Linked DNA regions of Homo sapiens: regions 1 and 2 are each linked to region 3. Evidence: read pairs that join two places in POLR2A ChIA-PET (ENCODE). Cell type or tissue: K562. All regions are shown on one strand. Region 1 has its middle 6.1 kb from the start of LINC03099. Region 2 has its middle 140 kb from the start of LINC03099. Region 3 overlaps BCOR (BCL6 corepressor).

The links. Peaks named below come from ENCODE experiments on the same cell type or tissue, not always from the same donor. Only the 100,000 strongest peaks of a DNase experiment are listed, where the experiment ranks them.
Region 1: POLR2A ChIA-PET joins it to region 3 with 5 read pairs; 8 of 35 experiments call an interaction of 5 or more read pairs at or near these places.
Region 2: POLR2A ChIA-PET joins it to region 3 with 5 read pairs; 1 of 35 experiments calls an interaction of 5 or more read pairs at or near these places.

The regions. Positions count from the first base shown.
Region 1 is chrX:40,255,546-40,258,045 of GRCh38, forward strand. No RefSeq gene overlaps it. Among named protein-coding and RNA genes, the nearest start is that of LINC03099, 6.1 kb to the right of the region's middle. In K562, no CTCF peak of the experiment used is centred here; no DNase peak of the experiment used is centred here.
Region 2 is chrX:40,401,810-40,404,309 of GRCh38, forward strand. No RefSeq gene overlaps it. Among named protein-coding and RNA genes, the nearest start is that of LINC03099, 140 kb to the left of the region's middle. In K562, no CTCF peak of the experiment used is centred here; a DNase peak (open chromatin) is centred at 1,552.
Region 3 is chrX:40,082,279-40,084,778 of GRCh38, forward strand. The region is part of intron 1 of BCOR (BCL6 corepressor); the gene reads right to left. Among named protein-coding and RNA genes, the nearest start is that of BCOR, 14 kb to the right of the region's middle. RefSeq lists a silencer at 1,514-1,583. In K562, no CTCF peak of the experiment used is centred here; a DNase peak (open chromatin) is centred at 963; H3K4me3 peaks cover 1,434 bases.

The sequences.
Region 1 (2,500 bases), 170 kb after region 3:
AGGATCCTCTCAATTTCATTGGCATTTTTCTGGTCACCCGTCAGTTGAGCATCTCTCATGTTTATTGCGCATTTGCATTTCTTTTTCTATGACTTACCTGTTTATAGTCTCCCCTTCCCCATGTTTCTATTGAACTGTTTGCCTGTTTCTTGTTTATATATAATGGATATTCACTTTTTGTAGGATGTGTAGCAAATGTAGTCTCCTGAAGTATCTTTTGTTTATTCCTTTTGTTTATGGCAAATCTTGGGCAAGCAGCACAAATAAGTGAAGCAGGTGTGGAGGGCAACTGTCTAGGATTGGCAGCCCCTCCTGGGCTCCAGCCAACCACTGCTGGGTGGGAAGGTGGAAACCTGTGTGCCAAATCTTCTGATTTTTCAGGAGATGCCGTATATACGGGTTTTTACAGGAAAATTTCCAATTTTTTTTTTTTGAGATGGAGTCTCGCTCTGACAACCAGGCTGGATTGCAGTGGTGTGATCTCGGCTCACTGCAACCTCTGCCTCCCGGTTCAAGCAATTCCCCTGCCTCAGTCTCCGGAGTAGCTGGGATTACCGGCACCCGCCATAACGCCTGGCTAATTTTGTATTTTTAGTAGAGATGGGTTTTCACCATGTTGGCCAGGCTGGTCTCAAACTCCTGACCTCAGGCGATCTGCCTGTCTTGGCCTCCCAGAGTGCTGGGGTTACAGGCGTAAGCCGCCATGCCCAGCCAAAAATTCCAATTTAAAAACCCTGGCAACTCGTTCAAAAATTTGTAAGCACTATAAAAGACACCACCTGTTTGGGCTGGGTTGCATTTGCAGGACAGCAGTTTGCAACCTCTGGTTGATGATGTATTTTTGTTGCACAGGAGTTTTTTGTTTGTTTTGTTTTTTTAAAGAGTGTTCTTGCTATATTGTCCAGGCTGGTCTCGAACTCCTGGCCTCAAGTGATCCTCCCACCTCAGCCTCCCAATGTCTTGTGATTACAGGCATGAGTCACCACACTTGGTTGCAAAGTTTTGTGTTGTCACATCTGTCCATCTTTTCCTTTATGACTTTGGAGCCCTGTGTTATTCTTTTTCTCTTTCTACCATTCTTTTTTTTTTTTTTTTTTTTTGAGATAGAGTCTTGCTCTTTTGCCCAGACTGTAGTGCAATGGCACAATCTTGGCTCACTGCAACCTCTGCCTCCCGGGTTCAAGCAATTCTCCTGCCTCAGCCTCCTGAGTAGCTGGGACTAGGAGTGCATGCCACCACGCCCGGCTAATTTTTTGTATTTTTAGTAGAGACGGGTTTCACCATGTTGGTCAGACTGGTTTTGAACTCTTGACTTCAAGTAATCGGCCGGCCTTGGTCTCCCAAAGTGCTAGGATTACAGGCGTGAGCCACTACGCCTGGCCCTTTCTACCATTTTAGCATTAAAAAAAAAAACAAAACTCTTTAAATCCTTCTATTTTAAGGATACATACAGAAGCTTTCATGCTTTTTATTCATGTGTCCTTAATGAGAAATAAAAGAAAGTGCATACATTACTGGGCTTGGAGGGTAGGGCAAGTCCTGACCTTGGGGACTTGGGTGGCTAGGCCTTGGTATGGCTGAAACACCAGTATTAGAACTCTCATCAGCTCCCCATTTTCTTTTCCTTTTTTTTTTTTTCTTTTTTGAGACAGGATCTCCCTCTGTCACCCAGGCTGATCATAGCTCACTGCAACCTGGCACTCCTGGGTTCAAATGATCCTCCCACCTCAGCCTCCTGAGTAGCTGGGACTATAGTAGCTGGGACTATAGGCATGCATCACCATACCCAGTTAATTTTTTTTTTAAGTTTTTTTTTTTTGTAGAGATGGAGGATCTTTCTTTGTTGCCTAGGCTGGTCTCAAACTCCTGGCCTCTAGTGATCCTCCCATCTCAGCCTCCCGAAATAATGGGATTACAGGCATGAGCCACCTTGCCCGGCCTCCATTTTATTTATTTATTTTCTTTCTTTTTTTTTTGAGACAGGGTCTCACACTGTTGTCCAGGCTGGAGTACAGTGGCACGATCTCGGCTCACTGCAATTTCTGCCTCCCAGACTCAAGTGATTCTCCCGCCGAAGCCTCTGAAGTAGCTGGGGCTACAGGCACATGCCACCATGCCTGGCTAGTGTTTTTGTATTTTTTTTTCTTTCTTTCTTTCTTTTTTTTTTTTTTTGAGATGGAGTCTCGCTCTGTCACCCAGGCTGGAGTGCAATGGTGCAATCTCAGCTCACTGCAACTTTTGCCTCTTGGGTTCAAGCAATTCTCCTGCTTCAGCCTCCCGAGTAGCTGGGATTACAGGCGCCCACCACCACACCCGGCTAATTTTTTGTATTTTTAGTAGAGACGGAGTTTCACCATTCACCAGGCTAGTCTTGAACTCCTGACCTCAAGTGATCCGCCTGCCTTGGCCTCCCAAAGTGCCGGGATTTCAGGTGTGAGCCACTGCACCCGGCCTGTATTTTTTTTTTTTAAGTAGAGACACGGTTTCACCATATTGCCCA
Region 2 (2,500 bases), 320 kb after region 3:
AGGCGTGAGCCACGGCACCCTGCGGACAAAGGGTATTTTAAAAGAGAAATGTTCTCTTTTACCTGGAAGCCCCAAACTTGTGAGTTTCGTTTATAGATCATTGACCAGAACTGAGACACATGTGTCCTCTGCCCAGCTGCATGGGAGTCTAGGAAGAGGAGCATTTTAACTTTCCAGTTTCTATGGTAGAAGACAAAGGAAAAGAGGACTGTGAATGGTTTAGGGGTGGCCATTCCAGTGTGTGCCATAATGTTCTTCTGCAAAATAAAGGAATTAGACTCAATAGTTTCTCAATTCCTTTCCGGATGACATTGTGTGGGAGTGGACTGGTGAGAAGCTGCATGAGCTAATGGAAAAAACACCTGAGGCCGGGCGTGGTGGCTCATGCCTGTAATCCTAGCACTTTGGGAGGCCAAGGCGGGCGGATCACCTGAGGTCAGGAGTTTGAAACCGGCCTGGCCAACATGGCAAAACCCCATCTCTACTAAAAATACAAAATTAGCCGGGCGTGGCGGCAGGCGCCTGTAGTCCCAGCTACTCAGGAGGCTGAGGCAGGAGAATCGCCTGCACCCGTGAGGCAGAGGTTGCAGTGAGCCGAGGTCACACCAATGCACTCCAGCCTGGGCGAGAAGAGTGAAACTCCGTCTCAAAAAACAAACAAACAAACAAAAAACACTTGAAGTCGGTTTTGTTACTGTAAAGCCTGGAGTTTGAATCCTGGCTCTGCCATAACAAGCCCTGTGACCTTAGATAAGTCACTTAACATCCCTGAGCTCCATTTGCTTTATGTATAAAATGAGGATAATAATATTCACCTCTCAACGATGCTGTGAAGATTGGGGTCATATGTCAAGTTCCTAGCACAGAGATGGGCGCACATACTACTCACTCCTCAAAATGACAGCTGAGTCACAATGCTGGCTGATACGTCTCAGCTTTCTATGGGCGACCAGGATGCTGCTCAAGCTTTACCCAGGGCCAAGAGCTCCCTCCTCTCTCCCTCTCCCCCTACTTCCCCTGCTTGCAACCACCAATGGTGACCAGTAATGATCCAGATCATATCCAGACCTCTAAGGTAGCAAACTAATTGGTCCTGGTGGAGATAACTTGGACCACCCAGGCAGGCAGCTCAGCATGGATAGAGGCCACCTCAGTGGATGTTAAACATTAACAAAATCGTAGAGTGGAAATGCTGGCAACGCTTTAATCAGAGCAGGGCTGGCGGGTGTTGAGACCATGCAGATGAAGTGCGGCTCAGAGCTTGAGGGGCTATAGCTTAGGTGGCACCGGAGGTGGTACCCTGAGCCTGCCCTGAGCCAAGAAACGCCTCCATGCAAGGCCAGGGTGTCCTCTCTGGGGAGGAAGCCCCACGTGCTTGAAGGTTTCTTAAAATAGAGCCAAAAGGGTTTCTGCTGCCAGCGCTAAGGAGCTGAGGGCTTTTCCCTCTCCCGCTGAAGGTTGTAATTCTCCTGCCATGATTCGGGTTCCCCTTGCCAGGACTGCTTAGCATTACTGGCTGATCTGAAGGAGGCTTGGGGCCTTTGATGACACTGCCTGATGACTCAGAACTGAACGCAGCTTGGAAGCGCTAACTGAGCAGATTGTTCAGGGCAAGCTGGGGCTGTCTTCTGCCTTCTGAAGATCTATGGTTTGGGCCCTGTTATTGGCTAAATCATGTCCCCCACCACAATTCAGATGTTCAAGTCCTATGCCCTGGGATCTCAGAATGTGACTGTATTTGGAGACAGGACCCTTAAAGATGTGATTAAATTAAAATGAGGTCTTTATACTGGACCCTGATCCACTATGTCTGGTGTCCTTATAAGAATAGGAGGCCAGGCACGGTGGCTCACGCCTGTAATCCCACCACTTTCGGAGGCTGAGGCTGCAGGATTGCTTGAGGCCAGGAGTTCAAGACCAGTCTGGGCAACATAGCAAGATCTTGTCTCTACAAAAAATTTAAAAATTAGCCGGGCATGATCGTGTGCTTCTAGAGTCCCAGCTACTCGGAAGGCTGAGGCAGGGAGTTGGAGACTGCAGTCTTAAAAAACAAAACAAAAACTAAAGCGAAAACAAAAACAAAAGAAAGAGGAGATGAGGACACAGACGTACACAAAGGAAAGACCATGTGAAGACACAATGATAAGAAGGCCACATGCAGGCCAAGGTCAGAGGCCTCAGAAGGAACCAACCCTGTGACACCTCAATCTAGGATTTCCAGCCATAAGAACTGTGAGAAGATAAATTTCTGTTGTTTAAGCTTCCCAGTGTGTGGTACCTCGTTGCAGCAGCCCTCATAGTCTAATACAGGCTTTTACAACTCCGTTCTGTGCTTTGACCCTGAAAAAAGAAGAAGATGAAGGAGAGGATACTAGTTTGAAGTGATTGGCACTGATCTGTCTTCTCACACCTATAAACTGCTATATGCCTGGTATCTATTATGATCAGGATATATTTATAATAGACCACAGGAGCCGATTGTGGCTAATAGTGGTGAAAC
Region 3 (2,500 bases):
CCACCCTTGAGGCGCCGATCAGTTAAAAGTCTGCACATTACACTTGTCAAGTGGCACTGACAATTTGGAAAGCATGGCCACCAAACTAACTCTGCTCACGCCTCCCTGCTGTCCACACAGGCATTGAGGGTGGCCCATCTCGGGGTCTTTTCTTGGGATCTCTCTCACTAGGTTCCCCTTGCCCCCACCGGCAGCTATCCAGCAGTTAACAGCCAGAAGAACTGGAGAGGTTCGCAAGGGCTTCCAGCTCAGGTGGCCAGGCAGGCATTCCCAGCCAGTGTGCTGGGGTCCTCTGGCAGAGGACTCTTCAGGGGAGGGGTCTCGCTACTGCATGGCTGGTTCTCTGTGGAGAACATGGTCACCACAGCCTCCCGGCTCCCACCCTCACTCACCGCGTGTCTCTGGGCAGGTGGCTGAACCTCTCCAACCTTGGTCCCCTCTGTAAATATTTGGCACTGTGTTTTCCAAAGGATTAAGCTGCACTATGGACTTGAGTTTTGCCTGGCAATAGCTGGCGCTGGCCACGTTTAACCCCGCTAAATAGTACCCGACTCCAATAAACACACTGTGTAATAAGCCCCAGAATCACAACACAGTTTCTTTGGGGCACTACCACCTCATCCTGCGGGGGAGGCTGAGGCAGCAACAGAGAGGGGATCAGAGCAGGGAGGGAACTTCAGCAGAACTGTGTAGATTTTACAGAAGCCCAAAGCTCACCACCCGCCAGCCCTTCCTGGGGTTGCTCCAAACAGAGACTGCGTCACAGCAGCAGCGCTGTGCTCCGGGTGTCAAGGAAGGGAGGGGTGAAGAAGTTCCTATTTTAGGATGTGAGGGGTGGGGGTGGGGTGTGTGGGAGTGGGAGATGAGAAGAAAAAGCTCTTCCGGATGTGCAGTGTGGGATGGGTCCTCCGGGTCTGCTGGAGAGTAAGATACCCCAAGGCTGCCCCCCAGGTCCCTGGGAGGCAAAACCGCAGGCTTCCAGGGGTGTGGTCGAGGGAGGTGGCTGGCCCGGTCCCACCCCTCCCGACCCCCTCCCCCGAGAGAGTTGGGGGTGAGGGAAGTGATCCAGCCGGCCCAGGTGCTGCCTCTTGGCACACTCCAAGCCACAGCCTTAGCCGTAGCCAGCACGGGCGTCCCCGCCCACACCTCCAAGTTTTGCATTAGTAAGGGGGAGGGGGAAGGGGAAACTCGCCGGCCCAGACCATTCCAGCACCCAGAACCTTCCCGGCCTCCTCCCGGGGCGTCGGGGTCTGAGCGGAGAGCCACCTGGGCTGGGAGTGAACTTGGCCCCGGCGAAGAAGAAAGGGGGAGGGGCGCCCCCTCCCCGGGCTGAGGCGCTTCAGCCCGGAGCGCGATCGGTCGGCAACAAAGGGATTTTCTCTCCCACCACACACACCCGTGCTGCTCGGGGCTCGCCCGCTCCTCCTCCCCGCTCCTCGGCGGAGGTCCCAGCGCGCGGGGCCGCACCACGGCACACACTCACGCCCTCGCGGCGCGCCCCCGCCAGGCCTTCCAGGAACTCCAGCAGCCTCCCCGGAGGCGGCCCGACCTTCCCAGTTCCCGACCCTAGGTAACCCCTCGGACCCTGCGGCCTGGCACGCTCTCCATGGTGCCCCTTCCCGAGGCCCCGCCGCACCTTCTCTCCCCATCAACGAATCTGACGAAAAGAAACTTTGGGTGGGCGCAGGGAGAATCCGAGACCTCCCGGGAAACGCCGCCGAGCCCACCCGGGGAATGGGCACGGCAGACCCCTCCTCGCCATCGTTCTGGGTTCCCTTCCGATCATACTAGAGCGCTGCTCCTCTGGACGCTTCCCCTTACAAAGATGTGAGCCAAGCGTCGCCTACTGTAACGTGGGAGGGGTGCGAATCTCGGGCGTTGGGGTCCGGGGTGGAATCTGCAGGGGTTGACCCTGAGGGTCGCTGCCGAACCTGGATTGTCCGCTACACTCCCCTCCTCCAGGCAGAGCCCATGGCCCGGGGTCAGGTGCCCCCAACCTCTCTCTCACAGGCCAACGGGGGACACTTGCCCGTCTCCCCGGATAATCTGTCCAGGCCACCCCACCGGCTTTTTGTTCTTTTCACTTTCCTTCATGGTTTTGCCACACGGGGAGTCAGGAAACCACGTGTGTATTCAAGAGAGGGCAAATTTAGAAACAGGTGTCCCTTCACAGGAGGCCACCCGGCAACAGAAACCCAAGTCAAAAGCCAGGAATCCCTCCTTACTATCTTCCCTCCACGCAAAAAGAAACCACTTGCCCCCTTTGATCTAGTCCCTGCAGAACTGGGTCCCCACTTGGGAATCTACACAACCTGGGGGCAAATCCAGAATAAATGTTCCACACCATGCCTCCAAAGGCTGTGTCAATGCACTTTTGTTTCCACCAGGGCTTTGTAGGAGTAAAACACAAACGCCGTCGCCGCCACCCCCCCCCACCACCACCACCACCGAAGGGAACAAGCTATACCGTAAGGCTAATAACAACAGCTATCATTAGTAT